4 separate regions of the Mus musculus genome follow, and all the other regions are linked to region 2. Evidence: chromatin loops called from intact Hi-C (ENCODE). Cell type or tissue: gastrocnemius. All regions are shown on one strand. Links, peaks and the distances in the headings refer to the core of each region. The heading gives the core; the rest is flanking DNA.

Region 1 (7,849 bases), core at 1,637-5,636, 240 kb after region 2:
CTGCCAAGCAGTCTCTACAGTTCCTCCTCCTCATACAGCTAATGATAGCTCATCATGTCCAAGATCAAGTCCTCAATGTCAAACATGCTAAAGGTATACACTAGTTCAGGGCACTCTTCTCATCAGTGTGTGCAACACATTGGGATGTGTGTAATTTGGCTTTTATGAAATAATAGTTTTCATGAAACTCTAGTTTCAGTGTTATCAAAATTTACTCATTATTAAAATGCTAGAGATTTAAACTTTACTATATAACATATTTTAAATAAAGGTTTTATGGTTAACATAGTAGAGAAATGGAGCAGATACTAAAGTAAACTTTATAAGATACAGTATCAAGAAACAGAGAATAAGCAAAGAGGATAACAAAAACATTTTGCTTGGCTGGTATGACTAACAATTTATGACAGCTAATTTTTTTTTCTTTTTTTGAGACAGGGTTTCTCTGTAGCCCTGGCTGTCCTGGAACTCACTCTGTAGACCAGGCTGGCCTCGAACTCAGAAATCCACCTGCCTCTGCCTCCCAACTGCTGGGATTAAAGGAGTGCGCCACCACCGCCCAGCGACAGCTAATTTTAAAGATTAGGAAGCTACAAAGGTTGATGGCATTGCTCGCAGTTAGCTGCTACTGGATGCTTACAAATCTCTTCCTAGCTACTGAAGAGAATGAAGAGTTTTTACAAAGTAGCAATCAAAGAAAGGAAGAAGTGATAAAATTTTCAAGAAGCATAGAGACCAAGTCCACATTCTATAATTGCATAATTAGCTTAAATTTAAGATTACATTACACATTTCAACTAAGTGGATAATTCATTAATCGCAGATGTGTTTCACTCTTAGAGTAATCTGTATGCTTTTCAAGATTTTATTTATTTATTTATTTATTTATTTATTTATTTATTTGTGAGTGATGTGCGTTTAGCCTACATATGTGCCTCTGAAGGCAAGAAGAGGACACTGGATCATCTGAGACTGGAGTTACGGATAGTTGTTTATTAACTTGTAGGTGCTAGGGATTGAACTGAAGTCATCTGGAAGAGTAGCCAGAGTTCTTAACCACAAAGCCATCACTCCATCCCATCAGGGGAAAAAAAAAACCTGTCCTAAACCAGACAGCGCATGAAGGCTATGATTATTTCACCGTTTGAAATAAGGTTTAACCAAAGAGTTTACATGGAGTTAAAAAGTGACCAAGTATTTAAAATGAGTCAAACTGTGTGTGCTTTGTTCAGTTCAGGTCTGTTAAATATCAAGGGTGGACGTGCCAACCTTGCTTAAGATCAGCACTTAAATCGGTCAGCTATCTCATGCTGATAAATAACAGAGAGGCAGGCAGAGACTGCCTTTTAAAACTAAATAATCCCAAGAAGGCAAAAGTTGAGCCCTCCTGAATCGGATCCATGAACACCCATATGTGATTCCATCTGTTTGCCTGTCTATTCTTTTATGTTCAAACCTGCAGAAACACCAGATCCATTCCCATAAGTAATTTCAGTGACTAAAATATACATTATCGGGGTAAAAAAAAAAAAAAGCACCACACATGGAAGGCTAGGAGAGAGTCTATTTAAGTGGCAACCTCAAATGCCTTTACTATTTGTCTCTTTAGGGTGGAGAATCTTGGGTTAGGAACAAAGCCTGTTAGGCAGGGAGCTTAATAATCATCAACTTTCTCAAACCAAAGGACAAAACCACCACTGTAGTATTCTGATCTGTCAGCAGTCTCTCTTCTAGTTCATTCATCACGAGGTCCCTAGATTTAACAAGAACCCACTTCAAAGACCATGCATGGGAAACTCACCTCTTCAACAAAAGTCTTCTTTGAGCCTCTGCAGAGGGATTGCTTCTTTTACTCTTTATCCCAGAGGTGAATTTCATGTTTGCTGATACCATAATCTCTAGCAATAGACTTTGAAGTACTAAATAATTATTGTATATATGTTTCCCATTGCAAAGTTAACATGTTTCTAGTACTATCATAGTGTTGGTTTTTGTTTATAGTGAAAAAAACCCTGAATTTGAGAAACATAATGCATAATTTTGCTTATGTCACAGTAAAAAAGAATATTTAGGAATAACAGAACATTAAAAGATGGTGTTTAGGCATAGTGAGATGGTTCTTGCTGCCAAGACTGATAACTTGACTTTGATGCCAGGGGCTCACAGGGTGGGAAGAAGAGAGACCCAACTCAACAAGCTGTCCTCTGACCTCTTCGTGTGTGTTAAGGCATGTGCTCCACATACAATCACAAAGAAAATAAGGATAATAAATCACATGAACTTCCAAGCTCAGTTAGGGGACTGGAGAGATGGCTCAGAACTTATGAGCACTTAAACGCCTGCAGAGGACCCAGTTGGATTTGGTACCTAGCACCTATGCCAACTCTGACTCTAGAGGATCCAAGGTTCCCCTCTCCCCTCAAAGACTCCTGCAAACAGATAGTGTGTATATACATATATATATATATATATATATATATATATATATATATATATATATATATATATTCACTAGGTCACACATATTACATAAACAATGTTTTCAAAACTCTAGATAAAAACTCTGATGGAAAAATTCTAAAAAGTAGTGTTTATGATAATTTCCAGACTTCACAGAAAACACCTATGAGTGCTTTTCAGATTCTCTGCGGCATGTTGTGACGTATTTTCTCTGCTCTGGTTGTCACGTATTTTCTCTGTTGGCCTGCATCCATTTGTGAATACCCAGGGACAGTTTTTGATCTGAATACTTCTTTCTCTATTTCTAATTAGAATGACTCTTAATTTTACACATGCTAGGGTGGTTTTCATCACATGAAACTGAGGTAAATGACATTCTGTTTTATGGACGAAGGAACTAGAAGATGGTGTGATGGGCAGCCTCAGATCCCTCTGTAGGAACACAGGTTCAAGGGCAACAGCTTGTTTCCAGTCACTCATTCTCTGGGACCTTGTCTTTGACTGTTGGACTTCAGGTCCTTGCCTGCTTCTCCCAGCTCTGGTGTGCCAATCACTTGGACACAAGCATGTCATGTGCCACTTTGTATTGTCAGTCATGTAAGCTGACTCAAAGTTACTGGAAGCTCTTTCCAAATCTTATATCAGAGGATGAAAAACAAAGGGCATGCTTATGACTCAAAATCTAGAAATTGCTTGTTTATAACATTTTAGAAAGATCAAAACAGATGTACATAACACTTTTTTAAAAATCTAAAACAATAAAGCCAGTGATGTTATTGTGTGCATGCAGGTTATATAAAGCTTCTTTGTAGCCACAGAGGGTTTGTTGTGGCACAGAGTCGAAGAAACAGAACCAAAAGGATTTGTTCATTTTTGCATGTGATAATGATTACCAGAGTCACAGCCATCAGAAGTGAGTACTAACTACAGGCAAATAAAGTTTCACAAGCCCCAGTGAGCAGCGATTGCTTAACACAAAGACAGATTGCTGTGCTCTGACACATGGAGTGAGAAATATAAATGATCAAGAGTTCCCTCTTTCCAGACTTCAGAAGTGAGAGAGCTGTGTGTCACTCTTCCTTTTATGTTGAGACTGAGGACTCTCAACTAACATGGACTTTCTGGCACAAGATCATTTCCGTAAATATTCCAACTCCAACCACTAGATGTCATGCAGAGATCATAAAGTAAACCATCTTGGCTGCTTATTACATTAATCATGACCAGTTCTGTAACTTCAACATTTAAGGTAGTCTGGGGAAATGTCTGGTTGCTATTAAAGGTGCAGAACAGTAATGCTTTGTCTCATGTTATATTTGATGTTTGCAAACACTTTTGGCAAATATAAAAGACTCATCTTCAAGGTTACAAAAAGCTATTTCAAAAACATGAAAAATGCAGATTCTGGAGTTAAAACAATCTGAAAGTTTTCCAAATATAGAAATGTAGTATTATATGGTAAGAAACGGAATTCAAACAACTAGAATGAAGGTGTCCTAGAATTATTTTTAAAGATTTGGACCCAGGAAGCATTTGGATGAAAAATTGTGTTGGCCATGTGCTAAATGAGTAAATCTGGTATAACACTTAAGTTCTCTGAGTTAACTGTGAACAACTAAAATGGAGTGATTGTGAAAATTCAGTGAAGCACTGGACATAGGTCATTTGGAAGAGTTCTTGACATATTGTAGGTGTTCAGCCAATCATATTAATTGCTTCAATTATGCTTCCATCATGATGAAACTGCTGTATGACATAGTTATGGAAGTAGATTAGAAAACAGAATTTAGCAATGGAATGTGAACTTATAAACAAAATGAAATGTAAGGTTAGTCCTAAAAGATTGCTAGTTCTTCAGGAAGAAAGAAAATGAGACTCTAGACAAGGAGGATCTTTGAACATAACTTCAAAGGATAAAAAGGAAGTTTGACTCACTTGTTATGTGTTAGGAAGTGTTTGTTAAGCTGTGCTGCATACCAGATTCATCTAACCATATAGGGTATATTGCTTTTTAATATTACGTTGTAATTAGCTTACCAAGGGTCAGGTTTTCTTGTGGCTTTTTCTTGAGTCCAAAGTTTTGAAGCCATAGTTTACTATTGAAACTATAAGTTTATAAGTTTTGCATGGGGAAGCCCCAGAGAACCTCAGGACAATACCAGCAATGGCTACTGTTGTGGCTGATCACTGGAAACACATACTAACACCCTCTTGTTCTAGACATCACGTGCATTTGTCATAGGATATAGAGAACACAGGCTGGATCTGAGCTGGAAATTTCTTCCTCTTTGGCTAGCCCATCATAGTACCAAAGGATGCTATAAAGGCAGCTGGGGAAATTTCTATCTAAGCTAAAGAGCTTATAGTCTATAGTAGAAAAAACAAAACAAAACAAAACAAAACTGCTGTTGTTTTTGTGCTAAGTGGACATGATTTTCCCCTCCAAATATCATTCTAAATAATTATGTTTATTCCCAGAGATTAGTGCTGCCATCATCTTTGGATAAGGTGATGTATTTTCAGTGGGTAATGATTAGCAGCAAAGACCCATAACTGGCCAGAGTGCTGAAAATAAATGATGGTTAAAGGATTATTCATAACTGGGATGTCTATACCCACTCAGAGGCCCAATGAACATTGTGTAAGAGAGAAAGACTATACAGTAAAGACTATAAGAAGATGGATTTTATGCCATACTGGGTTTTATGCACAACAACTTTGTATTAACAAAACAATTTTGTGTGATCAAAATGTATTGCATACATTTGTGGAATTTACAATAAAATTGTAAACAAATAATATATTTTAATAAAATACAAGGAGAGAAGGCATGACTCTACTAACATTATGGTAGCGGATATAGTATTAAAACAACTATTAATGACCTATCATTATAATAGTAGATTAAGGCATTATTGAATCAACAATGGAGAAACTCCTAATTCTAGTAGAAGAAAATCAAGACAGAGACCCACAATGGTCAAAGTACAGAAGAAAAGAGAATTCAGAATGTCCATCTGTAAAGAGAACATATATCCATTACCTCTTCCAAAGGCTCAAGGCAACAGAGGATCTATTGGTAATTCTTAGTTGCTGGGAAAGGTTAGGCCAGTTTTCTCTATAAGTATAACCCACTGACAAATTGACCACTCTCCAATGGAAGACCGAACATCCAAGAATTTTCGGGTATCAAGTTGGCCTTGATGGTAAACAAGGAGGTGCCAAATAAGGTGGAAAGGGAGGGGGAATCATTTGGGGGAAAATAGTTATGATCACAACACATTGAATGAAGGAAGCTCTCGAAGTTTAACCAATGTGAAGTAAGGTCCCTGGTGGATTCCAAGCTCATCGATTGAAGGGGTGTTTTGCTGTATGGATGATATAAGTTCATAGAGTTCATTCTAAGAAAATTGGCATTTTTTTCTCCATGCAATAGTGATCTGGAAGGGCTACATCTTTAGAAACGTCATGTAGTTAGATACATATTTTTATCAAAGTTCCTTTGCTTTTCTTGTTCAGGTTGTATTTGAAAAGTTGATCATTCTTGAGGAGCTACTTAATTGATCACAATAATATGCTAGGGTATTGGGAAGAGGAATTGATCACAATAGCATGCTAGGGTATGGGAAGAGGAATCAGAAGTTGGCTTTGACACTGTGCTTTCTAGAAATATCAGAAGTTATACCTATGAAGACCAATATGTCTGTCTGAACATGAACTGATATATATGCTAGCAACACTAATAAGCATGCTAACATAAGGAGAGGGAAGCTCATAAGGCTTCACTCTACAAAAATAGACAACTAAACACGCTAAGTGAAGAAACACACACATACATACACACACACACATGCACTGCTCATAATTTTCTGGATAATGAAATCATAATTTCCCATCTTTATACAACCTTTGCTTACATCAAAAAAGGTTTTCTAAAGTCAAGTTACAAAGGGAAAGGTATTTTTTTCCAAACACAGCACTACTATACTTAAGTAATTGATTTTGGAATAATCAAGTTTGGTTCTACTTTTCTGAATATTGAATTTTTATGATTTAATAATTTTAAAACACCAATATAAGAAGTAACCTTGAGATTACAGTCTAGAAAACAAGTTGAACACATCAAGACTATTTAATAATTCATGAAGACATGGCATACTGCAGGTTGGCAGGTAGAAAGAAGCTTACTGTGTAGCATACAGGTTGGCACAAGGACTTGTTTGAAGTATGGAGTCTGGTAGAACACTAATATTTCCTCAGTTCAGGAGGGTGTTGAGCCCTCATTTGAAAGACACCTTACAAGTCCTAAACATATCTAATGTTTTTTATAACTTATTAAATTTACTACATTATTTTATAAACTTGTTTATAATTACCACATTGGTCATACATTTCATAGAATTATTTTTTATCAAATGCACATACTTGAATTTTTGATGATTGTAAAAAGGATTCATGTGACTGAGATTGGGACATAAAGAATATAAGGCCGATTTTGATTGTTAGAGAGAGCCCAGCTTGATTTCAAATGTGAATGTTCCAACTATACAATCTCATTGTTTATTATCAGACTACTGCTTTATTCAAAATCATGTCTGTAGTGCTTGTTTGATATTACCAATGATAAATAAGCTATTTGATGTTTTTCTCTTTTCAAGTGTGCATGTGTGTGTGTGTGCGTGTGTTGTGATTCTACATGCATGTGTGTATGTAGTATGTGTCTGTGTTTATGTTTGTATGTATGTTTTAATTTCAAGTGGTCTAGAAGAAGGTGTCAGTCATGAAGGCATGCCATTCCTTGTGGGAGTTTTCTTTTTTTGTTTTTCACGAATTCATCATCTTTTTAATTAGGTATTTTCTTATTTTACATTTCAAATGCTATCCCAAAAGTCCCCCATACCCTTCTCCCCTACTCCCCTACCCACCCACTCCCACTTCTTGGCCCTGGCATTCCCCTGTACTGGTGCATATAAAGTTTGCAAGACCAAGGGGCCTTTCTTCCCAAAGATGGCCGACTAGGCCATCTTCTGCTACGTATGAAGCTAAAGACACAAGCTCCGAGGGTACTGGTTAGTTCATATTGTTGTTCCACCTATAGAGTTGTAGACCCCTTTAGCTCCCTGGGTACTTTCTCTAGCTCCTCTATTAGGGGCCCTGTGTTCCATCCAATAGCTGACTGTGAGCATCCACTTCTGTGTTTGCCTGGCACTGGCGTAACCTCACAAGAGACAGCTGTATCAATGAGTAACTATGTCCAAGTTCTCACATTGGACATTTTTACATTTGTAGTATTGTAACCAAATGACTTCAATTGCTTTCCTCTTTTTCCCTCTCCCATATTCTTGTTTTTTAAAAAGCATTTAAGTGTGACTCAGGTGTACTTGTGAAT
Region 2 (7,849 bases), core at 2,225-6,224:
TAGGTAAGACTCATTAATATTTCTCAGTTTTTCATTTTTAAAATAATTGCTGTTCATAGTTTAAAATAAGAGTCTTTGAATCTCAGTCAATTTTAATCAAATGGGTTTTGAACTTAAATTTTTATTATGTGCTTTTAAAATTTCAAGCTTGGAATGGAGTAAGTATTCACAGACATTTGCAGAGTACATAATTGAAAAAATTTAAAAAGGAAAAGCTGAAGAACAAACCCGCAAGCAATTATTGGCTAATTATGGTGGTAACTGGCCAGGGAGTGAATGCGCCTTAAAAACAGTTTGTCTCATTGTGTGGAATTAATTGTAAACAATTTCTAACCAAACACTGATGTTTGACTAAGGGTTAAAGGGCTAATCAGAACCAAAGTGAGGGCATGAGTAACATCCCATGCCCTCTGACTTATGGGGCTTTTTGTTGATGGGAAGAACTCTGGTTGCTTTATCCTGTGATAGACCTCTTTAAAAAGATGTTCGACACCTCAGGGCCCCATCTGAAAGTCTTTCAGGTCTTTCTCCCCCCCCCCCCCCATGTTGGCTTGTGTTTCATGTATTGTGTTCGACATGATTTCTGCTCTCTTCCTAGATGGATCTCTTATGATGTAGTAGATGGCTACGCTGTCTCAGATCTCTCTCACTGGGGCCATCAATTTGAAGCCATATGGCAGAGTCTGCTTTCTGTTAGACCTCTTCTTGGTCATTTTATATTCCAGCTTTTAATGAGCAAAATCCAAGATTCTGCTCAGCAGTGAACCTCACTACATTCCTGTGGATACAACCCAACAAAACCTTATTTATTGTTGTTGCTTTTTAAGCGATATTGCACGACTATGGCTCAATCTAGGTTCATAATCAAATAGGAATTGAAACCTCAGACCTCAAATAAAATAAAAAAAAAAATTATTTCCCAAGAAAGCTAGGTAAAGCTAGTGTCTTAGGCAATTCCAAGCTACTGTGATTGTTAACACTTCTTATTTACATGTAATGATAAGAATCTCTCTAAAATGAATTTTTTTAAACATGCGGTGTTAAGAATCTCACTAAAGGGAAAGAAATCTGGGACATTTTTTCCTGTATTTTAATCACTTTCTTAGACAGTTGAAATTTGTATAAAACATACTTTTCCTAGTTATTTACCATGAGACACAGGTGGTTGATAGTTGACAGTGGTCACTGTAAATTAAGTTCCTTTAAGTAAAGGAATAGTAAAAAAGTTAATAGAAAGGATCTCACTAAAATATTCTAAACATTAGAAGACTTTAGAGGAATAGGATATAAGAGACACTTGAATTTATTTTTTGTTATTTCTCTTATTATTTAAGATTACAATTATACCATTTGCCTATCCCTTTAATCTCTTTGAACCTTCTTATACCTTACTTGTTTTCAAATTTACAGCCTCTTTCTCATTAATTATACCCGTGAACAGCCTGTTCAATCTGTATAATGTTACTTGCATGTCCGTTTTCAGGGCTGACAACGTGGTACTGAATAACCAGTTGGTGTGCTCTTGCCTGGGGAAGAATGTTTCTTCCAATTCTTAGCATCTCTTAGCTTCCTATAGTTTTTGTGTAGGGTTGAGGCCTCCTGCCCAACCCTTTCTCTCCAATGCTGTGTATATTAGCATCTTTATTGTTGTTCTCACTGAAAACACACAAATAACATTTTGGTAAATTTGAAATAATACATCTGGGTACAGTTTAGAATAAATTTGTAATCTTTTTGAAAGTTTGATTTCTGATTTTAGATCATTTTTCCCCCTACATTCCAAATGTCTGTCTAGTAGGACGAACATCAACAATTCAAAGTATCCCTTCAAACTCCTCATTTTGAATACTGCAGGCAGGCTGACGTTACCAAGAAGAGACTTAACTCACAGTGCTCGACGTGCCAACACACACGTCTAATGTAAGCTGGGCATTGGTAGAGGAATTTATGGGTTTGCATCAGGAGTGTGCTCAACAGTAGAAGCCATATTTGAAACCAGGCAAAAGACTCAAGGGTCTAGTGAATGCATTCAAATCAACCCAATCTGCCAGGAGCCATCCTCATTTTTTGAGTGTGATGACCTTGGTGACCCTTGAGCCTCCCTCTTAATCTCATTGCGTGTTTCAGCAGTACACTGTGGTCTAACTTTCCACAAAACAGTCCTGTTAACAAATTCAATTTTATCCAAGGTTAACAACCATGGCAAGCCATGATAACATATAATATGCATAATGGATAGGAAAATACCCAGATGCTGCTGGTCATTTTCAGCAGTCAGAATTAGCCTCAGGAGTACTATTTTATAACCACTACAGTTTCCACTGGTATGGATTTCAAAATCGTTTTCTATTTTATATATTTACATTTTCATTACCATAATTCTATTATGGTATTTGTAGATAAGAAAGTATTTTTATATGAGAAATTTTGTGTTTAAAATTTCTAAAGGGATATCTAACATTTCTAAATTCTCTTCTCAAAGGTTATGAAGCAATGCAGTTAATTTCGCTGTCAATAATATAAAGCAAGACTGCGTTTATAAAGCTTTAAAAGTCATGGGATTCACTGTCATCTTCTGAGCACTGAGGGAAATTTACCGATTTCTCAGAGAAGGGTGGACTTGGCTGGGTAATGTGCTGGCAATGTCCACAAGAAAAACTCTGTATGCTTTAGTCTGTTATTGTGATTTCTAAGCAAATCTGGTGTTGCCGCTGGTGGTGCTTTGTTTTCATTGGTCAAGAACCATGAAGTGGAAGGAAGTATGGCTTTCCAAAGTTATATCAGTTCCTACAGCTCTTCCTCTCAGACGGGAATATCAGATGGGCAAGACTAGAACAATGCAGCCTAACGTCCATGCCAGCTCTGCCTGTTAGCCTCCTCTCTGGCAAGGACTTGCACAGGTACAGGGGTCCTGACGTCAGACATGTTTGCTAAGGGAAGGATCGATGGGTCACAGTCAGCCTGGAAACCCGTGCATGTTATTTTAGCTGAGGCTCCCATTAGCAGTTCATCTTTGTATAGATGTGCTGGCAAAGCCTGTCTTATAGGAGGCTGACTATAGGATCAAAGTCTAAAAACAAGAGTAGATTGATTTCAGATAAAAGAAATGATGATAACAGAGACCCAATTCTCCATCTGCAGATGATCAGCTTGCAGCCAGGCAGAAGCATCCATCAGTGGGCGGTGCCTGGCCTGAAAACCAGCCTATCACTGCCTATGATTTCAAATGCAAAGCCAAGACCAGTTCTCAGCCAAAAGATTACTTCAGATTCCTTCAGTCACAGAAGTTACGGGATGACTGGACATACTCCCATAATACCTGGTGTTGCTTCTATAGCTGAGATAATTTTGTAGATTCAGTTCTGGGTGATGAAGTAGTGTGATACTTGGTCTCTCCACTGAGATTCAGGACACATTTATTTCTCCAGAGTGAGGAATTCTCTTTGATGTACTTGGCGTTTTGAGGATGCTGAAAGTTCATGCTGGGTTGGCAGATTAGCACTGGGTCACTCCTGTGCTCTTTCTAATATTCATGATTGTTCTTACATTGCGTAGATTTTGAGAATAGCTAAGTACTAAGGTCATCTTTTGGATATTTATGTACAATAGTGAAATCCTCTCAGCAACTTGGCCTGATATTTAACAGTCATAATGCTGAGAATTCTTTTGATGTAATGTAATGAATTAAAGGATTTTGAAAGTGTTGATGGCTTTAAGATTTTTTTTCTAAATTCAAGCACCCCAAGTTTTGAAGCATTGACTGACTATATTGGATTAATACACTAAGACTTAGAGAAAAATGTTATGGCTCTAACATTTGAAAATTCCATGTAGTTTCTAGTGATAAAGTGTTATTCTCTTGCCTTCATCTGTTGCTTTCTCTGACTTCCAATTTTTGCTCGAAACTTTAAAAGTATCATCTCAGAGTAAAAGTCCGAGGGGAGCAGGTTAAGTCATGCACACCCTGGCAGCTTCAAGAATGTCATGCGTTCTGGGTTTAACAGCTGCTTCGTGAGACCCACAGCCTAAAGTTCTCCCTCCTACATTCTACTGCAAAAGCCTGAAGGCTAGTTTCAGAACATTTCTGAATTCCTCACTCCAACTAGCATGCTACAGAAACTGAGGGACTCTTTTCGGACACAAGATGGCAGTAGCACACCGTTCACATTGATCATTTCCTCAGAGGGATTGTAGTCACACAAATCAGTTATTTTGTGGTAAGTTAAAAGTCCCCCTGAAAGAGGAGGGAAAAGGCCCTTTAAGATTATGACTAGTACCGTAACCACCTTTTCCCTACAACCCCAACTGTCATATCTATACATTTCTGATGTAGTCCTTCAATGACTTTCAAGAACAGAATGAAATACAAAAAGTTCAGGAGTCTCCGTATCAAGGAAAGAAATGCCTAAGAAAGCAAGGTCAACCATTATGAAGATGCCCTGCATCAATAGCCTTGAGACTACATACTGTGTTCTCACAATAAAGTAGGTTTGAGAGGCTATTTATTGATGTTCAACTTGATTTACAACAATCCTTTGTTATCATTGGGTTTTTGTATTATTTTCTTTTCTTTTATGGAATTTTGGAGTTTTGCTTTTTCTAGTTTTCTGAGTTCAAAACACACCACACCACACACACACACACACACACACACACACACACACACACAAGTTGTTCACCACTTACACAAAAGAAGTATTTAAAATATAAGCTTGTTTTTCTTTGTTTATATTTCATTAAAAAAGTATACAATATGTATACTTTCATGTATCAATTAGTCATTCAGTTAAGAATATGTAAGAAAACATTTTTTTTTTTACAGAATCACATATGGTTTCAATTAAAGTTTTGTTATTTGTCTTTCAAAATCTTAGTAAAAATAATGAGAATTGAATCCGTACTCTGGCATAAGAATATATTGAGTTACAAATATCTGTGATAGGTTCATGAAAACTTGGAAACAATAATACAGGCAGAGGAGTCCAGGATGATTCTAGAATTCTGATTCAGAATTAAGACTTCCCTGTTGGCAGAAAATTTCCCGTGGTTTCCCAGAAGCACAAAACTGCCTTGACAGTACGGAACGCAAGGTGGCAGAATGACTTTTCAAAACCTTTTAACTCAGGGTGCTCAAAATTTAGAAAAGTTACTAAAAAGTAGCTAGCATGTACTAATAAGAATTGGGGAAATCCTACATGTTCTCTAAATTTTACGACAATTTCAAGTGTTAGGAAGCAAAGAATGCATATTAAGAAAACCCTACTATGCCAGTTTTTACCACAATTAAAAAATATAGAAGTTTTAGTGACTATTTTTATTGTTACTATATATTTTATAAATTACTAATCGTCTTTTAATGAACCTGTCTTGTGATTTAGCAGTGAATCTGCTTGTTAAGAAAAGTTTTGAAATTGCTTTAACATTTAAATTTCTAACAGACATCATTTGGAGCACTACTTCATTTGAGCTTTTATGTGAAGGCTAAACTATGTTAACATCAGCTTTCCTAAAATAAAATAAATATCTATAATAAAACATAGTACCTATGGCCAGGGGAAAATATCATTGTGAAGGCTGAATACTAACATTGACAGTATATAAAAATATGTAAGCTGAGGTCCGTTTTCATTATTTTTGTAAGCACGACACAAGAATGTTTACCTAAGTTTATCTGAAAGTGTTAGGGTAATAAAAGTTTTTATGAAGCCCTGCCACATATAAAATATTTACTTGTTTGAAATTGTAAAGCTTGTCAGAAAAGGTATCTAGAGACTAGTAAAACTTGGAAAAAAATAACTCGTGCTGTTGAATGGCTGTAAACAACTGTCATTCATCTTCCATTGTGAATACTTACAAAAAGACAAATATCCAGTAGCTGACCAAAAGACTTCGATACTATTAACATGACTACTGCATTTCTGACAAAGTATCTGACAAAATCTCCAGAGCCAGTCACAAGAAACCTCCTTTCAAGATATTTGTGGGATAGTCCAGGTGACTCCCAAAATAATGGAGGCAGTTGGTGTTGCCCTGGGATGCATCCCAGAGGTTGAAGTTACAGAAGGCAGCATCCCTAGGCTATGGGACCCAGATGCTTCTAACTGCATGTAACCTGATGTCCTTCTTCCTGTGGATGAGTTTCCTTAGCATAAGAAAGTCCTATGCAACTTACCAAGGGAGGGAAGGAATTAGTAGCCCTATCCAGCTCTGATACCTATGAACCATAAACTGAACCACCATGTCAAGCTATCCCTAAAGATACAGCATTGGCACGCATGTCTTGGTGGTAACCAACTTCTGTTAAGTTAGATTTAGAATATATAGTGCCTGGTACCGAAAATCTAGGGAACTATCCAGGTCATGGATCCTGGAAGAAAGCCTACTGCTACCATATTACTAGCCAGGTATAATTTCTAACTTTTTTTCTAAAGCCTATCCTTATGCCCACAAATATCTGTAGCTCTCATCCTCCCTGTGAGAGACAGTTCTGCAGTAGATGGAGACCATTATAGAAAGACACACCTAGTCATCATGCCATGACATCATGTCATCAACAGATCATTAGGAGACAAGTGCCAAACAGATACATTTACAATATCGCCCCTGAAGCCGAAGCACAGGGAACATCACAGAAGATGAGGGAGAAAAAATAGTAAGAGCGAGAGAACCCGGATGTCTGCTTCGCGATTATGACTCCTCCTTAGAATCCACAGAAAAGTTACACCCATGAGAACTCAACAATATAGCTGTTTAACAAAACTCAAACAAACAAAGTCCCAACAGACATGCTAATAAAGAAGTAGAAAAATCTCAGGATGTTCCACTCTTGCATGAACAACGACAGACAGCTTGTAAGTAAGAGAGTGAGAATTAGCCTCTCGCTGTGCTATAGGTTCTAACTGGTTATCCAAGACAATGAAGGCAGGCTGAAGTCACACACTCTGACAAACTCCATGGGTTGTTTAGGTCCGTGTATAAGTTAGGAATGGGAGGAATCAAAATGGAGGAAATCGTTTTAGTTATATCTTAATTAAGACTATTGAAATGAAAACAAACACAAACAAAACCCAAAAGGAGCACTCTTAAGTTCTTAATTCTAAAAGTACTGAGAGTTGATATCTTTGAGGTTAGCAAAGTCTACTGGAAGGACAAGAGGCCAGGGTCTTGGAATAAGATTCAATTTCAGTCACAGTAATCAACAGACATGTAGATATAGTTTATATAACTCCTGGGAACATTCAGCTCTTTAAGTCTCCCCCCGCCCCACCCCACAATATATGTTTTATTTCATTGCCTGTAATAGTAGCTTAAAGTTCCCTAAGTAGCTGTGTTCCTCTCCCAAAGTTACTGTCCATGGAGAGGTGATATTTTAGCTTGGTAAGATGATACTGTCTCCTGGGTTCCCAGTTGAGAGTTTCAGATGTTTCTGTAAGTTCTTACTGCGGTGAGATGAGGCTATCTGTTTACCAACCTTCATTCATAAATACCTTCAAGTCCTCATGGAAAGATCAATTTCATTTTAAGTTCTTAGATCTTTATACTTTTACAGAGATACTGGGCTTGTTAGAACATGTTAGTAACCAGATAAAGTAAAGTAAACATGAGATAGATTTAGCCTTTTTAATGCATAGTTTATATCGGTAAGGATATTCGGAGTATCAGAAACATAGAATTAAATAGTTCAGTTTATGACATATTACAGAGAAGTGTTAAGTGGCATTTTATTTTGTTCTTTATAAGAAAAGATACTTTCTGCTCATGTAAATGTAAAACAACTTCCTGTCTTGCTATGTTGAGTAGTAGCTTTGGAGGTCTTCCTAGCAAGTCAGAATTTATTGAGAACTTACCA
Region 3 (7,849 bases), core at 2,609-6,608, 580 kb after region 2:
TAAAGATCCTTTCCCAATCTGTTGGTGGTCTTTTTGTCTTATTGACGGTGTCTTTTGCCTTGCAGAAACTTTGGAGTTTCATTAGGTCCCATTTGTCAATTCTCGATCTTACAGCACAAGCCATTGCTGTTCTATTCAGGAATTTTTTCCCCTGTGCCCATATCTTCAAGGCTTTTCTCCACTTTCTCCTCTATAAGTTTCAGTGTCTCTGGTTTTATGTGAAGTTCCTTGATCCTCTTAGATTTGACCTTAGTACAAGGAGATAAGTATGGATCAATTCGCATTCTTCTACATGATAACAACCAGTTGTGCCAGCACCAATTGTTGAAAAGGCTGTCTTTCTTCCACTGGATGGTTTTAGCTCCCTTGTCGAAGATCAAGTGACCATAGGTGTGTGGGTTCATTTCTGGGTCTTCAATTCTATTCCATTGGTCTACTTGTCTGTCTCTATACCAGTATCATGCAGTTTTTATCACAATTGCTCTGTAGTAAAGCTTTAGGTCAGGCATGGTGATTCCACCAGAGGTTCTTTTATCCTTGAGAAGAGTTTTTGCTATCCTAGGTTTTTTGTTATTCCAGATGAATTTGCAAATTGCTCCTTCTAATTCGTTGAAGAATTGAGTTGGGATTTTGATGGGGATTGCATTGAATCTGTAGATTGCTTTTGGCAAGATAGCCATTTTTACAATGTTGATCCTGCCAATCCATGAGCATGGGAGATCTTTCCATCTTCTGAGATCTTCTTTAATTTCTTTCTTCAGAGACTTGAAGTTTTTATCATACAGATCTTTCACTTCCTTAGTTAGAGTCACGCCAAGATATTTTATATTATTTGTAACTATTGAGAAGGGTGTTGTTTCCATAATTTCTTTCTCAGCCTGTTTATTCGTTGTGTAGAGAAAGGCCATTGTTCTCCTCCTCTTATTGTGAAAACTCTGGTATTGTTTTACCATTTCTAAAATTAGGTAGAACCTAGGAACTTCTCAGAGGATAACTATTTTGAGATAAGGGGTAGAAGGGTGTATACCTTTTCATGGCCTCAGCCACAGACATTTCTGCATTATAAAGTGATCCTTACTCTCTCAATAATGTTGAATATTCTCACTCTATCCTTCTTGACCTAATTACGGTCTGATGATCTGACAGCTCAGCTAACTTGTTTTTAATCATCATATACCTAAAATACAGAACTGTAAAGCCCAATTAATATTACTATTTATGTGCTTCACATGAAAAGCTGAAAGTACTTTTTAAAAAATTACAGCATATTTTCATATTTTCTTCATACGCTACACCGTGATCCTATTTTCCCACCTTCAGCTTCTTTCAGATCCTCTTCACCTCCCCACTCACACAGCTTTACATTCTTCCTCTCTCCATCCTTGTCTCTCAAAAATCAAAACGAATAAAACCAATAAGACAAATAATAACAGACCAAAACAATTCAATACAAAGAAAAAAGTCCAAAGAGAAACCGAGAGGCCATCTTGAGTTGGTCAGTCACTCCTGGGCTTTGTGTATGGTTCCTGTACCCAGTGACAGTTCATTGAAAAACTAATTTCCCTTTACCCAGCAGGGATTAGTTGCAAATGAAAGAGTTAAATTCTTAATCAGAAATGACATATAGGTCTAGAGGTTTTAGCTTTAAATCAACACATACTGTTCCTTCACTTCTGAACATCAAAAACACTATCCTGTATTTGTCATTATCCACAGGTAACATCCATTAACATTTAACTATTAGATCAAACGTTTCTTTACTAAGAAGGCATTCTCTAACTCTTTAAGATGTCTCAGTCTTTGCAGTTATGTAATTTGTATCTTCACAGGACTACTATGAGGGCAGTTCCACAGTTTAATTGATCTAGTTATAGTTATGTAAATAGATTCTATCTAGTCAAGGCTGATTTTTGATGTTTAGTATTCTTTGCAACAACTATAACTTGACTGGCACAAATGAAACATTTAATAAAATGAACAGAGTAGCAATGTGTGAAGAATGTGCCATATAAGTTAGGTAATGTATAGTTTAATATCAAATACTAATTGATTATGATGACTTTGTTTTTAAACACTGTGGCACAGATACATGATTTTATCTTCCTTCAATTATACTTGAATATTAGGCTGATCTGATATATAACAGAAACCTCATTCCAAAGATTATCAATAAATATAACATTAAAAGTCCAGCACCCTCCAAATAAAGTTGCTTTGTTTCTAGTCACAAAAGAAAAAAAGACAAAATTCAAAAAAAATTCTTTTTGATGTCTAAAAAAGTATTCTAAATGTTTTCTGTTGATAATAGTGTAAAAATGTTTCTCTCTTTTATGAATAGTTTAACTATGTTTAGAGAAGTACACAACAGCATCATTAAACTTTTTTTCTAATATAATCTCATTTTTTTTATTTTTTATTATTGGGTATTTATTTCATTTACATTTCCAATGCTATCCCAAAAGTCCCCCACACCCCCCCCCCCACTGCCCCATCCACCCACTACCACCTCTTGGCCCTGGCGTTCCCCTGTACTGAGGCATATAAAGTTTGCACGACCAATGGGCCTCTCTTTCCACTGATGGCCGACCAGGCCATCTTCTGATACATATGCAACTAGAGACACGAGCTCCAAGGAGGGGGGTAGGGGGGTGGTGGTGGTACTGGTTAGTTCATATTGTTGTTCCACCTATAGGGTTGCAGATCCGCCCAGCTCCCTGGGTATTTCCTCCTTATACCCATATCTTTTACACAACTGATTTAAGAGGATTTCTATGTCCATGATGCAGAAAATAACACTGCCCAAAGCTAGACCCCTGGAAATCAGTAGATAATTGTAGTTGAGCCATGAAAGAAAGAGAACTGTAATTTCACAGATTTCAAAGAATGAATAGTCTTAGTTTGTGAATTTGTTTTCTTCTGGGGCAGATTATGTTTACTTTGTTTATTTTTATTGTTTTTTTTTTTTAATTAAAGTTTAAGAATATGTCATTTCCAGTGCCAGGCTTGGTGGCACACGCCTTTAATCCCAGCACTCGGGAGGCAGAGGCAGGCAGATTTCTGAGTTTGAGGCCAGCCTAGTCTACAAAGTGAGCTCCAGGACAGCGAGGGCTGCACAGAGAAACCACATCTCAAAAAACAAAAACAAAAACAAACAAACAAACAAAAAAAGATGTCATTTCCTCCCATATTGTCTCCTTACTCAGTCTCCAATAATTAATTCTATATCCTCCCAACTTAACGATAAAAATTAAACATAGTATCCTAGCATCCAAACATTACTTGCATGCCATAAATTTCTACCATTTGTCTAGACAGGTTGAAATTAAAGGCAGTTGAGGGCCACCTGTCTTGAATGCTGAACATCCAACTCAAGTCCTCAGCAAGAACAGTCTGCAGTCTCTCCAGTCTGGCTACAAATTAGATTCCTTCCTTCCCACCAAATGATACATGCTCACATCTTCTTTGTTCCACTTCCTGCTCTTTTTCATGGTAGAGCAGAAGATGTGAATGAACAGCAACTGCGACATAGCCTGAATTCCTTGGTCTTGAGACTTTGTTAAATTCCTTCATGCTTGTGACCTCAATCTGACTCAGATTCTTAGGACACAGAGAGAATGCAGTATGTGCAGTATCTTGCTAAAATGACTCCTCATCTGTGGACTGGAAAACACAGTCCCTTGTGACCCTTTGAAAACCCAGGAGTACAGGACACCAGAACACTGCCATCAGTAACAACTAAGCCGTGCTCATCAGAGATCATAGAGACTGAAGCAGCAGCCACCCACGGATCCTGCATGGGTCTGCGCCATATCCTCTGCATACATGCTGTAGTTATTTACCTTGAGTTTTGTTGGACTCCTAGCAATGGCAGTGGGCAGTGCCATTGACTCTTTTGCCACACCGTAGGACTTCATCTAGCCTTGAAGGAGGGCATATCCCTAGTATTATTGAATCTTATTGTACCAAGTTTGATACCACAGGGAGGCCTGTTCTTCTCTGAAGGGAAATGGAGGAACACTGGGTCTGGGGGAGAGGAGAGGTGATATGGGATCTGAGAGGACGGGATGGAGAGGAGACTTAAATACCTACATATTGGATTAGACAGAATGAATAAATGAATGAATGCATGAATGAATGAATAGAGAAAGTAGGAATCAAGATATCACTTTCTATTTTTCTTTTGGCATTTTGCTCTCCTGTACTCTAACATCCAAACTTATTGTTCCCAATTACCTGAATTAATTACTTTCCTTACTATTGTGACAAAATATTCATCAAAATAAACTTAAAGAAATAAGGATATCGTCCATCATAGTGGGATCATATGCGGGTAGGCTATGAGGCAACTCATTATATTGCATTGCATTAACCAGGCAACAGATACCTACAGATACAACAGTACTAAACCTCGTTATTTAACAGAATTATTCTCCAGTAACCAGAAACATATCCAGGTAACCTACATTGTGAGGTTCTTAAAGTATAGAAAGTAGATAGGTATTCAGGAAATGGCCTCTCTGGCTTTTGTAGATGGCATAGTAATGTTAAAGAATCCTAGGAAGCAGACAGAGAGGGCCCATTCAACAGGAACCCACATGTGAAACAGACATGGGAAAATTAGTCCACTGCGTTGGCCGAATGGAATGTAGCAGATAGTTAACATATAACTACACTCTCCACTTTGTGCCAAGGAAACAGTTCTGAGATGTACAAGACCTTCTGAAGGTAATGTGGGTTTGAGTAGCCTAGGATGGTTTTAGAGATTCTGATAGGATTAAACATCAAACCGAATACAAAAAACTTAAAAGTGCTGTGCCAAGATAGATAATATGATGTGAGGAGCTGAATTACTCCCCCTTATATTCTATAAATTGAAGCTATAATACTCATTGCAGAGGTTAATCCTAAAGGATTAGTGTCATTATAATAAAAGACACTAGAGGGCTCTGCTTCCATCCCCATGAGAAGACATACTGAGAACACCACCAGAAAAACAGGAGTTGAGTTGAATGCCATTTAACTTGGACTTCTGGACTGCACATATTTGGGCCAGTGCATTCATGTTATCTAAGACCCTGGTCCTTTGTATCTTATTGTGAACATCTGAGCTTGTGTAGACAGAGTGAATGATATCTGGTGAGAGAGAGAGAGAGAGAGAGAGAGAGAGAGAGAGAGAGAGAGAGAGAGAGAGAGAACATGAATATAATTCATCAGTTAAATGAGCCACCTCAAGGGAAGAAATGTAATTCTATCCAGAGGAGCATCATCATTTGGAAATAATGGAATGGAGGAGGCTGTAGGGAAGGATGGAAGGAAGGTAGGCTGTAGAACTTAATCGAGGCTGTAGAATTTTATAAGTCTCCAATAAAGCTATGGTATGCGTGGTCTTCAAGTAAAGGGAAGGACTGAGCCTCCAGCAACAACAGCTTAAACACTTAGCACTCCCACCTCAGGAACAGGGTGGAGATGGCTGGGAGGGATGGACACCAAGCCAAAGAAAACTATTCTTTTGCCTCAAGACTCTAGTATTTACTATTAATATTGGAACGAGCAAAGTTTGACTGCATTTTGTATGTGATAATGTATGAAAATGAGTCTATGAGTAATGCAATGGAATGGACAGAGTCTCATGTCTGAAAAAAAATTGTAGATGGTAGCTCTTTATCCAAAGCTTTATTTAAAGGAAGTATGAATTAGGGTTCAAAGACATCATGTGCTTAGAGCTTTGATCTTATAAGGCCGATGTTCCTAAAAGAAGAAAACCTGGTTACTCTCTGTGAGCTTGTGAGAACAAACAGAATGCAGTTATCTGTAATTCAGGAAAAAGGACTCACTTGAAGAGGACTCATATCCTCTATTTTGGAATTACTGTAAGCAAATACATTTAAGAAACCTTATTTATAGTATTTCTTATGGAGGCTCCAGTGATCTAACAAATGAGACTAAATAGTCTCATTTTAAAAATGCTTTGAACTAACTGTCTCTTACTAAATTACTCTAATCCCAATTGTATAAAAATAATTTTGTTAAGATTAGAGATATTATGTCAGGTCATATTTGCACAACCAATTTTTTGAGCGAAGAATTTCAATATGATATAGGAGTTCTGCAGATCAGCTGTGATTATTCACAGAAATTCAAGGGAAACAACTAGTCCTAAGCAATGAAATTGTCCACATCACTTTCTTATAAAATGAAATTCTTGATTTTCACACTCCCTGGACATTATCTTTCCACCTGGACAGATAATGCCATTACAGCCTGGGTAATGGTGTGATTCCATACTGAAATCTCTAGAGTACAACTTACAGTAGAAGTCACTGATAAGCATGTTATAAAGTAGGTTTGCAGTCTTCATCAGCACATTTCTTTTCTTAAATACTTTACACAATTAAGAAAGTAATACCTTCCTGAAATCCCGGAGTTGTCCAGAGCACTTACTGTGTAGGTAGCCAATGATTTTCCAAAAGCATGTTTTAAATTTTTTATGGTTATTATTAGAAAAGTAAATCTTACATTGCTCAGAAAAAAAAAACCAAATTACTTCACAATTAACAACCCAATATTGCTGCTCACACACTTACACTAGTGAGTGTGAAAGGCAACACAGATAGGGACTATTTGGACTGCACCTCAACTTTTCTCCACCAACTGTCATGGATTATATTTGGTGTGTGTGTGTGTGTGTGTGTGTGTGTGTGTGTGTGTGTGTGTGTATTGTGTATGTGCACGCTCACACATGTATTTACAAGCTTACTATTAATAACTATATAACTGTATAATTGTTGCATTGGGCATTAATCTTTTGTGGTATTTCCTTTGTGGATTTCCCCTCTTTCATACTTCTTTGATTAAAATATGTGAAGAAAATAAAAGCATAAATAATATTCAAGTTTCCTACATTGTAACAAAATCCTTCTTTCTTGATATTTTGTGCCTCAATTCTATAAAAGGAAAGCTACTAACACTGTTCAAATGAAGCAACATTGTATCTCTAGTATTATACTATCTTACAAAAGGGTAGTAATTTTAACATAATTTACTAGTAATACAAATTACAATGTCTAAAATTAAGTTTAAAAATGGAAGCACTGAAAATTTTAATTTGCTTCTGATTCTCACTCCTCTTTCAAGGATCATTCATTTAAAAAGCATATAAAACTAAGACTTTTCTTTCCATAATAATACAGTAAGCCATGTTCTACATTTAATAAATATTTTGCTGGTAGCTGGGTGGTGCCGAGCACACAAAAGAGTCCTGTTGAACTCCGTGGAGTTGAGTCAGGTCTTCTAGAAGCATTGTATTTGTATCACTTCTTTTGTCCTTGTGAGACAGATACTGATCAGCAACATTCACCCCACCAGTGCTGACTTATCTGCCAAGGACATGCCAAGCTGAGCACGAAATCATTTCCATTTAATTAGCTAATATTTTGGTTGTTTTTTTTTTTTGTTTTGTTTTTGTTTTTTGTTTTTTTGTTTGTTTGTTTTTTTTTTCTTTTTGGTTCTTTTGAGACAGGGTTTCTCTGTGTAGCCCTGGCTGTCCTGGAACTCACTTTGTAGATCAGGCTGGCCTCGAACTCAGAAATCCGCCTGCGTCTGCCTCCCGAGTGCTGGGATTAAAGGCGTGCACCACCAAGCCCAGCCTAATATTTTGAACTAAAGACATTAATATATCATCACTTCACACTCAATTCTAAAACCAAGAGCTTAGTGAGGGAGTCATGTTTTAGATTTCTAGCAATACTTGTTTTAGAGTAACTATTTCTCTCATTGTCAGTCACACACAGCTCATATAACTTTCATTTCCCCAATTACCAACAGAGAAATCAGAGTGCCAAGTCCATTT
Region 4 (7,849 bases), core at 2,186-6,185, 360 kb before region 2:
TCAGGGTTTTTGCACCAGCTCTTCATTTCTCTCTGGAATGCCCTCCACAGATCATCACATGAGTAGATCAAACATTTATTTAGATCAGGCAGAGTTTAATTTCATCTCTCAGAGCGCTCAGCGCGAAACAACTCCTCCCTATCAGCACATACTGTAATGAGAAAAAAAAAATAATAAAGTTTTCTTACTGATGCCTGATTTCTCAGAGCTCAGCACTTTGAAATACTTTTTTCCCCCACTTAGTTATTTTTCTTCTGTGCAAGTTTGTGTAGCTCAGAACACAGCTCTTAGAAGTTGCTCTCTCCCCTGCCTTATGGGGTTCAGGGCCTGAACTCAGGTCACGAGGTTTCAACACGGCATCTTTATACTCGGAACCACCTCCATTCGCCAAGCCTAGCAGCTTTTCTTGGACGTACTCAGGGTGTCAGAATGCTTACCGCCCCGCATCGTACTTTCTTGTTATCGGCTAACTTACTCGAAAGAGAGGATTAGCCCAGTGCCAAGAATCACTGACTGTGAAGTCAGGTGTCACAAGGCCTTGCTAGATGTGTGGCTATAAACCAGGTGACCTCCAAAGACCTCAGTTTCTTCCCCTGTAAAGTAAATAGGAGTTATGGAGGCAATTCTTAAAATGTGTAAATGTATCAGCAGCGACACGATACACTGAACCCCACCCCCATCAAAAGCTCCACGTGAATGCCAGCTCCACTCGGTGTAGGGTGTAGGACGAGTATGTTCTTCCCATGACCATTTAGAGGAATTATGTAGGTATGCCATCTAAAGCTTTTATAAGCTTTAGATATTATTATACATGTATCTACAATACAGATGTGGTCTTAGTTGCTTTCATCCCCATATCTTGATTGAGTTACGTAGAAAACATGGACTTAGTGAAAATCAGTAAGCTAAGTGCCACTCTCCTCAGTTGCCTGTTACCAGGTAACCCTAGCAGGGTAATGGTTTCTGAAGTGCCCTTACCTCGAGCTTCCTGAAGGTGGCAGTGGAGCGCCAACATTGGAAAAAAACAATCTGCTGTTCTTGAAAGGCAGCTAGGATAAGAAAGTTACCGACGGGCTTAAAATTCCTTTCCTTATTATTCTTGCTGAGAAGATGTGGATCGTGATAGGGTGGGCACCTGATCAAATACAAATGATATCTGATGGAATAGTAAAACGTTCTGCTGTTATTATTCTTTAAGACCTCAGATAGAAGAGCAACTCCACAGCAGTTGGAGCGAAGTGGAACTGGCAATGAGGTGACAAAGAGGACAGGCAGCAGGGAGAACAGGGTGACCTCTTAGTGTGTCAGAAGCACCGCCAGAAATTCAGGGTGGAGGTCTCTGAGAGGGGGCAGGTCAGGGTCTCCCTGCCCTCGTGCATGTTTCGAAGGGTAAAATTTTCGGAAGTAAAGATGCATGAATGCTAGAGTCTATCCTGTCCACACCTACAAATCTTCGTGTCTGCTAAGGGGTTGAGCGCATAGCACTAACGGAAAGATCTAACCCAATCACAAAAGAAGTCACTTGATATGCACTCATTGATAAGTGGATATTAGTCCAGAAACCTAGAATACCCAAGAAACAACTTCCAAAACACAAGTAAATCAAGAAGGAAGACCAACGCGTGGATACTTCATTCCTCCCTAGAATATGGAATAAAGTATCCATGGAAGGAGTTGCAGAGACAAGGTTTGGAGCTAAGACGAGAGACTGCCCCACCTGGGGTCCATCCCATAATCAGCGACCAAACGCAGACACTATTGCATACGCCAGCAAGATTTTGCTGAAAGGACCCTGATATAGCTGTCTCCTGTGAGGCTTTGCCAGTGCTTGGCAAATACAGAAGTGGATGCTCGTAGTCAGCTATTGGATGGAACACAGGGCTCTCAATGGAGGAGCTAGAGAAAGTACCCAAGAGCTGAAGGGATCTGCAACCCAATAGGTGGGACAACAATATGAACTAACCAGTACCCCCAGAGCTTGTGTCTCTAGCTGCATATGTAGCAGAAGGTGGCCTAGTTGGCCATCATTGGTCTAGCAAACTTTATATGCCCCAGTACAGGGGAACGCCAGGGCCAAGAAGTGGGAGTGTGTGGGTAGGGGAGCAGGGCGGGGGGAGGGTGTAGGGGGACTTTCGGGATAGCATTTGAGATGTAAATGAAGAAAATACCTAATAAAAAAATTAAAAAAAAAAAAGAATATAGTTAAGTCTCTAGATAAATAGAGATACTTCACACTGGCCACCAGATGGCAACATTGCACTGTAAAATGCTTGCAGTTGAATTCATCTTGTAAAACTTTTTTTCCCACTTTGAGACAAGATTTCTCTGTGTATCCCTGGCTATCCTGGAAATTACTGGGTACTTCAAGATGGTCTTGAACTCAGCAGTCCACCTCTGCCACCCAAGTGCTGGGATTAAAGGCATGCATTACCACCACCATGAGGCTTCACCTTATAAGCTCTTAAGAAGTACTAAAATCATGCTTACTCCCCTCCCACGCGTGGGGATCATGCTTAAAGGAGCCATGAGTCTGTGCTTGAACCGCCTCATTAATGAAGAACACATTTTGCCAGCAGTGGCTGATTAAGTTAACACTCCAGTTCCTTGAGGCCAACTTGAACATTTAAACTTTGAATTATTCATACTGTGAACGAAATTATCAGTGAACGAAAACAACTAATCAGAGTGTGAATGGAAGTAAAATATTCTCATTGTTAGAGTGTATCAGCTGTTATAAAGTTGCAAGACAATTTTTTTTAAGTGTTTGGTTCATAATTTAGTTTCTTCAGCTTGCAGTCTAGGAGATAGTCTACAAGCAGCAGTGAGGTAGAAACAGGGTCCTGCTTCAAAGTTAGCCTCAGTTATATAACAAAGTTGAGACCAACTTGGGTTGCAGAGACCTTATCTCAACAAAACAAAACAAACAAAACAAAGAAAAACAATATGTATACATTTTATGTTCAATCTGTCTAAGATTGCTTTCGGGTACATAATACATGTGAGGTAGATGAGTTTTGAAGGTTATTGTAAAATAATATCTGTAAACACCCAGCACAAGCCTCACACATGGGAAGGATTATAATATACAGAGGCTGTTGCTCAGTGTATTAAGAAATAATGAATTCACACAAAAATCCTCTACTGGCGCAGGCAGGAAAGGCTGAGGGATGCATGTTCAGAGCGCAGAGCCCCACTTTTAGGCGTGTGGGGAGGACTTGAGAAATGACTCTAGGTAGCTCACTGCCCAGAAAGCCCTCGGCGATGGGCTGTTAACAGTGTCCAGTAACTGAGGGGCAGCCCTTGGTCCTGGGAAGGCTCGATGCCCCAACGTAGGGGAATTCTAGGGAGGGTAGGCGGGAGTGGGTGGGTGGCTGGGTAGGGGAGCGCCCTCATAGAAGCAGGGGTAGGGGGAGATGAGATAGGGGGTTTTTAGAGGGGAAACCGGGAAGGGGGCTATCATTTGAAATGTAAATAAATAAAATATCCAATTAAAAAAACAAAACAAAACAGTGTCCAGTAACAGCTCGCATGTCTGGTGCAGTCGTGAAGGAATGCATTGGGAGAGTGTCTACTGGCGTTGACTTATTGACTCATTCTTCGATCACTTCAGAACTACAGGGCATTCTGTGTCCTTGGTGACCCTGTCAAAGCACCATTCACACGCTACAGAAACGATACAGGAAAAAGATGCTCGTTCTTACAGGGATTGTCCACCCTCTGCGTCATGAGACTCATCTGTTCACCTCCCTTACTGCCCTCCTCCATGTCCGCCCCTCCCCTCTGGTCCTCTTTCTGTCCTAAGCCTGTTTTGGTCTTCTTTCTTATCGAGTGCAACTTCCCTCCCCCCACCCCCATCTCATAATCCCTCGTCTGGATTCCTGACACACTGGAGCGAATATCTGACCTCGATGAAGTCTCTCAGTAGACACCGTTAGATTCCAGCTACCATCAATCAGCCTTCTCTTCCTTTTTTCCTCCCCGTTTCTGTGTTTTTCTTTCCTGGGATCCTGAGGTCTTATGTCTTATCCATGTTCTGTTAAATTTGGGTACAAACAACAGACAGAGGTGTCTTACCCAATTTCTTATTTCTTTTTGTGTCCTCCCCACCCTGGCCCAATTACTGTGTTGAATTCTCATTCTACAGAACTGTAAAATGCAAATGCGTTTTAAAGCGGCACTGTTGTGTTTCTAGAAGACACAGCACATCGACCCCTCCTAGTATTCACTGCCACTGTTTGGGGCCAGAGATACGACTCTGACCACAGGGAACATTTTGGTCTAAACCTTTCTTTTCCTGTCGTGCTAGGGAAGTTTTTCTTCCACTGTGGGACAGGCACACTTCTCTAGAGGTCACCGAGGTGCCAGAGGGCGGCTCAACCGCTAGAAGCTGCAGAGGGCAGTATAACACCACACATGAGCGTGTAGGAGCACACCCAGTGTGTCATCATCTGCTTTTTCTTTCTTAGTGGGTAAGTTACTGGAACATTAAAAAAAAAATGATTATTTACGGTGAAAACTTGGAGAAGCGATCGCGCCTGGGTTTTCCAGTTCCCTCCTCCGACTGTGCTACAAAGTACCAGGCTGCAGCCTCCCTAGGAGGAGGCCCTCGGCACACACGTCGCAGCTCCGGCTACCAGCTCGAGCCGAATCCCAGTGTCAGAGTAACACAGAATTTGAAATCCAACCTCCGAGATGTTCTTAACCTCCTTTCAAGTTTCTGAAGATATGTTTACCAAATGTCGGCGAGGGAACAATGGTTCTCAGAACTTACAGCAAGGAGTGACGGGACAGAGACTCATCCTGACCGAGGCGTGGATGGCGCCACTCCACACCAGATAGGAGGAAAGAGTTCAAGACAGGACCTTTGAGGAACTTGATAATTGCTGTTTTCAGCAAAATGTAACTTTAAACCAAAGGACGGCAGACTTCCTGGACAGGTCCAGACACTAAATCTTTCAGGTTTTATGAACTTCATGGTCTCTGTCGTAGCTACCCAGCTCCTGTACCCTGAAAGAGCACCCATTGGCAACACACACACACACACACACACACACACACACACACACACACACACACACAGAGTACGATCCCTTGAACCAACCTACAAATACAGGTAGCTCATTTCATAGTTTGCTGGAGTCTGCTTCAACGGAGCCTGATTTTCCATTTTGCCATAGTAGAATTGAACCTTTTCAAAGATCAGTTTCTTCTTTTGTATTTTTAACAAGTTAATCTTTTTGCCTTCTGTCCGTCTCAGACACGACTTCGTGATGCTCTGTTCCCTTTTCTTTGTTTTTAAAGAGATAAAATGTTGAGTTGGGCTGAAACAGGAAACCCTATCCTGAGGTTGCCATTGGAGATAGGTCTAGTCATCTTTTTGGCTTAGGCCTGCTTCATTTTGTCTTATTTTGTCTCATGTGGTTCATCTGGCTTGAGTTCAACCTTAGGAACAAGGCTTGAGACTTGGAGTTGTGCTCACTTTGGAACTGAACCAGCAATGGAGAGGAGCCGATGCTGGCCAGGTAACATAAAAAAGTGTGTGCTTGTTGCACAAACAAGCCGGCATAGGAGCAAAGCAAATCCATCTGTTGTCGCGCTAGGGGTAAAGTGTAGGTACCTTTTAAAACCGTGACCTGTATCTAACAAAACACAGTTAAGGATTCTCAGAAAAGTGATGTGTTAATAGTCAGGTCTTGTAGGAGGTAATTACAGATGGTGTTCACCGATAGCTACTTGCCAATGTTTAATCCTAGGCTGGTAACAGTCCAGGTTTGAACAATGATGCTGAGTGAGTAAACCTGACCATGAAGATCAAAGAAAAGAGATCCCAGGCTCTCTCTCTCTCTCTCCCTCTCTCTCCCTCTCTCTCTCTCTCTCTCTCTCTCTCTCTCTCTCTCTCTCTCTCTCTCTCTCCCTCTGCCATTGTTGTGTTCTAAGCGTTCTATGAGCCGGTGCTTGCCCAAGTGGACACCCACGGAGGCCAGAGACTGATGTCTGGATGTCTTCCCAAATTATTATTATTACTTTTTAACTTTGAAAAAGACTTCAGTTTTAGTTTATGCTCATGCGTATGTGTGTGGGTGTGCATGTGTAGATATCATAAGACGTCGCTTGGTATCTTGAAGTTGGAGTTGTAGGAGATTGTGACTCTTCATGGATGCGAGGAATTAAGCTCAAGTCCTTGGCAAGAGCAGATGGAAATCTCAGCGGTCTCCTTGCCTCCCCTACCTTAGTTTTTGAGGCAGGGTTTCTCATTCAATCTGTTCCTCAACTTCAAGTTGATTGGCTGTCCATCAAGCCCTCAGGATCCGCCCACTTCTGCCCCTCATGTTGGCATCACAGGAAGTTGCAGCCATGTCAATCGTCCAGTGTGATCCGAATGCTTGTGAGGTGGGCCCTTCACTCACTGACCCTGTGTAGCTTTGGATAAAGATGTTGTTTGAGAGAGATCAACTTGCTAGACTCTTTTCAGCCCATCAGACTCTGGACGAATGAAGCAGCTCTTCTCCAGTTTTATCCTACCCCACCAAATAAACTTCACTTGACAGATTTGGTCTCCCTTGGATTCTAAGCTTATCTATTTGCCAGACATTGTAGGGTGAATCTGAGATTGGTGAAGTGGATTGTTCTCACAAATCTCTTCAAACTTCAATCGGGAGTTGAATTTACACAGATTTACCTATGAATTACCTACATTATTTACACGCAAACTATAATAATACCCAACTATAAAATACTATAAAAATGGGCATGAGTCAGTGATTGGTGCTCAGGTCTTGACTAATGATCGTTGGAATCTCTGCTTTGTGGAAAATAAAGTCTCTCTGGAGCTGGACCTGCACTTTGTTTTCAATTTTCTTGCTAGCTTAGAAGTCTTACTGTGTGGCTTGGGCTGCAGAAAGAGAAGCAGATGGAGAAAGTTGCCTTATGGGACAGCTTCGGGGAATGTGGTTGCAGGGATAGAGGTAGGCTTTATGTAGGGGAATTTCCATGTGAACGTACTGGAAAAAGGAACTGACATGGGAAACAGACACAGGGTCCTTGGGAACTGTCCTGTCTGTGGAAAGCTTGTCTTAAATCCAGGACAGAACAGGGGAGTGTTCTTGAGAATTTGCTCAAGGTGTTGGGGTAAGGGACCTGTTTAATTATTGGTTTGAACGTGATGGAAAGAGGAAGGCACACCCTCCAGCTGACACAAAATGGGCTTTGTGTGTGTGTGTGTGTGTGCAGGTATGTGTGTGTGCGTGTGTGTGTGTGTGCTTCACAGAAGTCTTCTGAGAAACACTCCTCATTTCGGTCCATGTTTGGAAAAACTTGGGAGTCTATTTTAATACCCAGACTTTCATATGGCATACCCAGACTTCTTTCAGAGGGGGATCCTGCTGTTGGGCTGGGTGCACACTGGCCACGTCTAGTCACTGAGTGCTTAAAATGTATCAGTTACAGCTGAGAAACCAAGTTCTTTACTTTGCAGAAGTTTACATAGAAAGTTCTCCTCCCGTTATCTCATTAGCATAGAAAGTTCTAGTTAAATAGCTCCAGAAGGTGCCTGCTTGCTAATTTCCTTCTTCCTTCCTTCCTTCCTTCCTTCCTTCCTTCCTTCCTTCCTTCCTTCCTTCTTTCTTCTTTCTTTCTTTCTTTCTTTCTTTCTTTCTTTCTTTCTTTCTCTCTCTCTCTCTCTCTCTCTCTCTCTCTCTTTCTTTCTTTCTTTCTTTCTTTCTTTCTTTCTTTCTTTCTTTCTTCTCTTTGCTTCCTTTATTTCTCTCTTTCTCTCTCTCCCTTCCTTCTTTCCTTGATTCCCTCCTTCCTTCTTTTTGTCCTTTCTTCCTTCCCTTTTTCCTTCTATACC

Evidence for each region. Peaks named below come from ENCODE experiments on the same cell type or tissue, not always from the same donor. Only the 100,000 strongest peaks of a DNase experiment are listed, where the experiment ranks them.
Region 1: it touches region 2 in a loop (4-fold over the local background); 16 of 42 quality-filtered maps call a loop at or near these places.
Region 3: it touches region 2 in a loop (4-fold over the local background); 8 of 42 quality-filtered maps call a loop at or near these places.
Region 4: a loop joins it to region 2, with 7 times the contacts of the local background. A loop is called at or near these places in 18 of 42 quality-filtered maps.

The regions. Positions count from the first base shown.
Region 1 is chr16:86,640,799-86,648,647 of GRCm38, reverse strand. No RefSeq gene overlaps it. Among named protein-coding and RNA genes, the nearest start is that of Gm32461, 160 kb to the left of the region's middle. In gastrocnemius, for the core only: a CTCF peak has its summit at 3,618; no DNase peak of the experiment used is centred there; H3K27ac peaks cover 708 bases.
Region 2 is chr16:86,879,008-86,886,856 of GRCm38, reverse strand. No RefSeq gene overlaps it. Among named protein-coding and RNA genes, the nearest start is that of Gm32624, 66 kb to the right of the region's middle. In gastrocnemius, for the core only: CTCF peaks have their summits at 4,145 (motif pointing right) and 5,054; a DNase peak (open chromatin) is centred at 4,138; H3K27ac peaks cover 2,063 bases.
Region 3 is chr16:86,299,775-86,307,623 of GRCm38, reverse strand. No RefSeq gene overlaps it. Among named protein-coding and RNA genes, the nearest start is that of Gm32357, 68 kb to the right of the region's middle. In gastrocnemius, for the core only: a CTCF peak has its summit at 4,932 (motif pointing right); no DNase peak of the experiment used is centred there.
Region 4 is chr16:87,243,247-87,251,095 of GRCm38, reverse strand. It overlaps Gm41484 (a long non-coding RNA gene), which reads left to right and starts at 4,403. Exons shown (of 3, transcript XR_876207.2): 1 at 4,403-5,522. In gastrocnemius, for the core only: CTCF peaks have their summits at 2,242 (motif pointing right) and 4,382 (motif pointing right); DNase peaks (open chromatin) are centred at 2,252, 4,396 and 5,510; H3K4me3 peaks cover 693 bases; H3K27ac peaks cover 1,519 bases.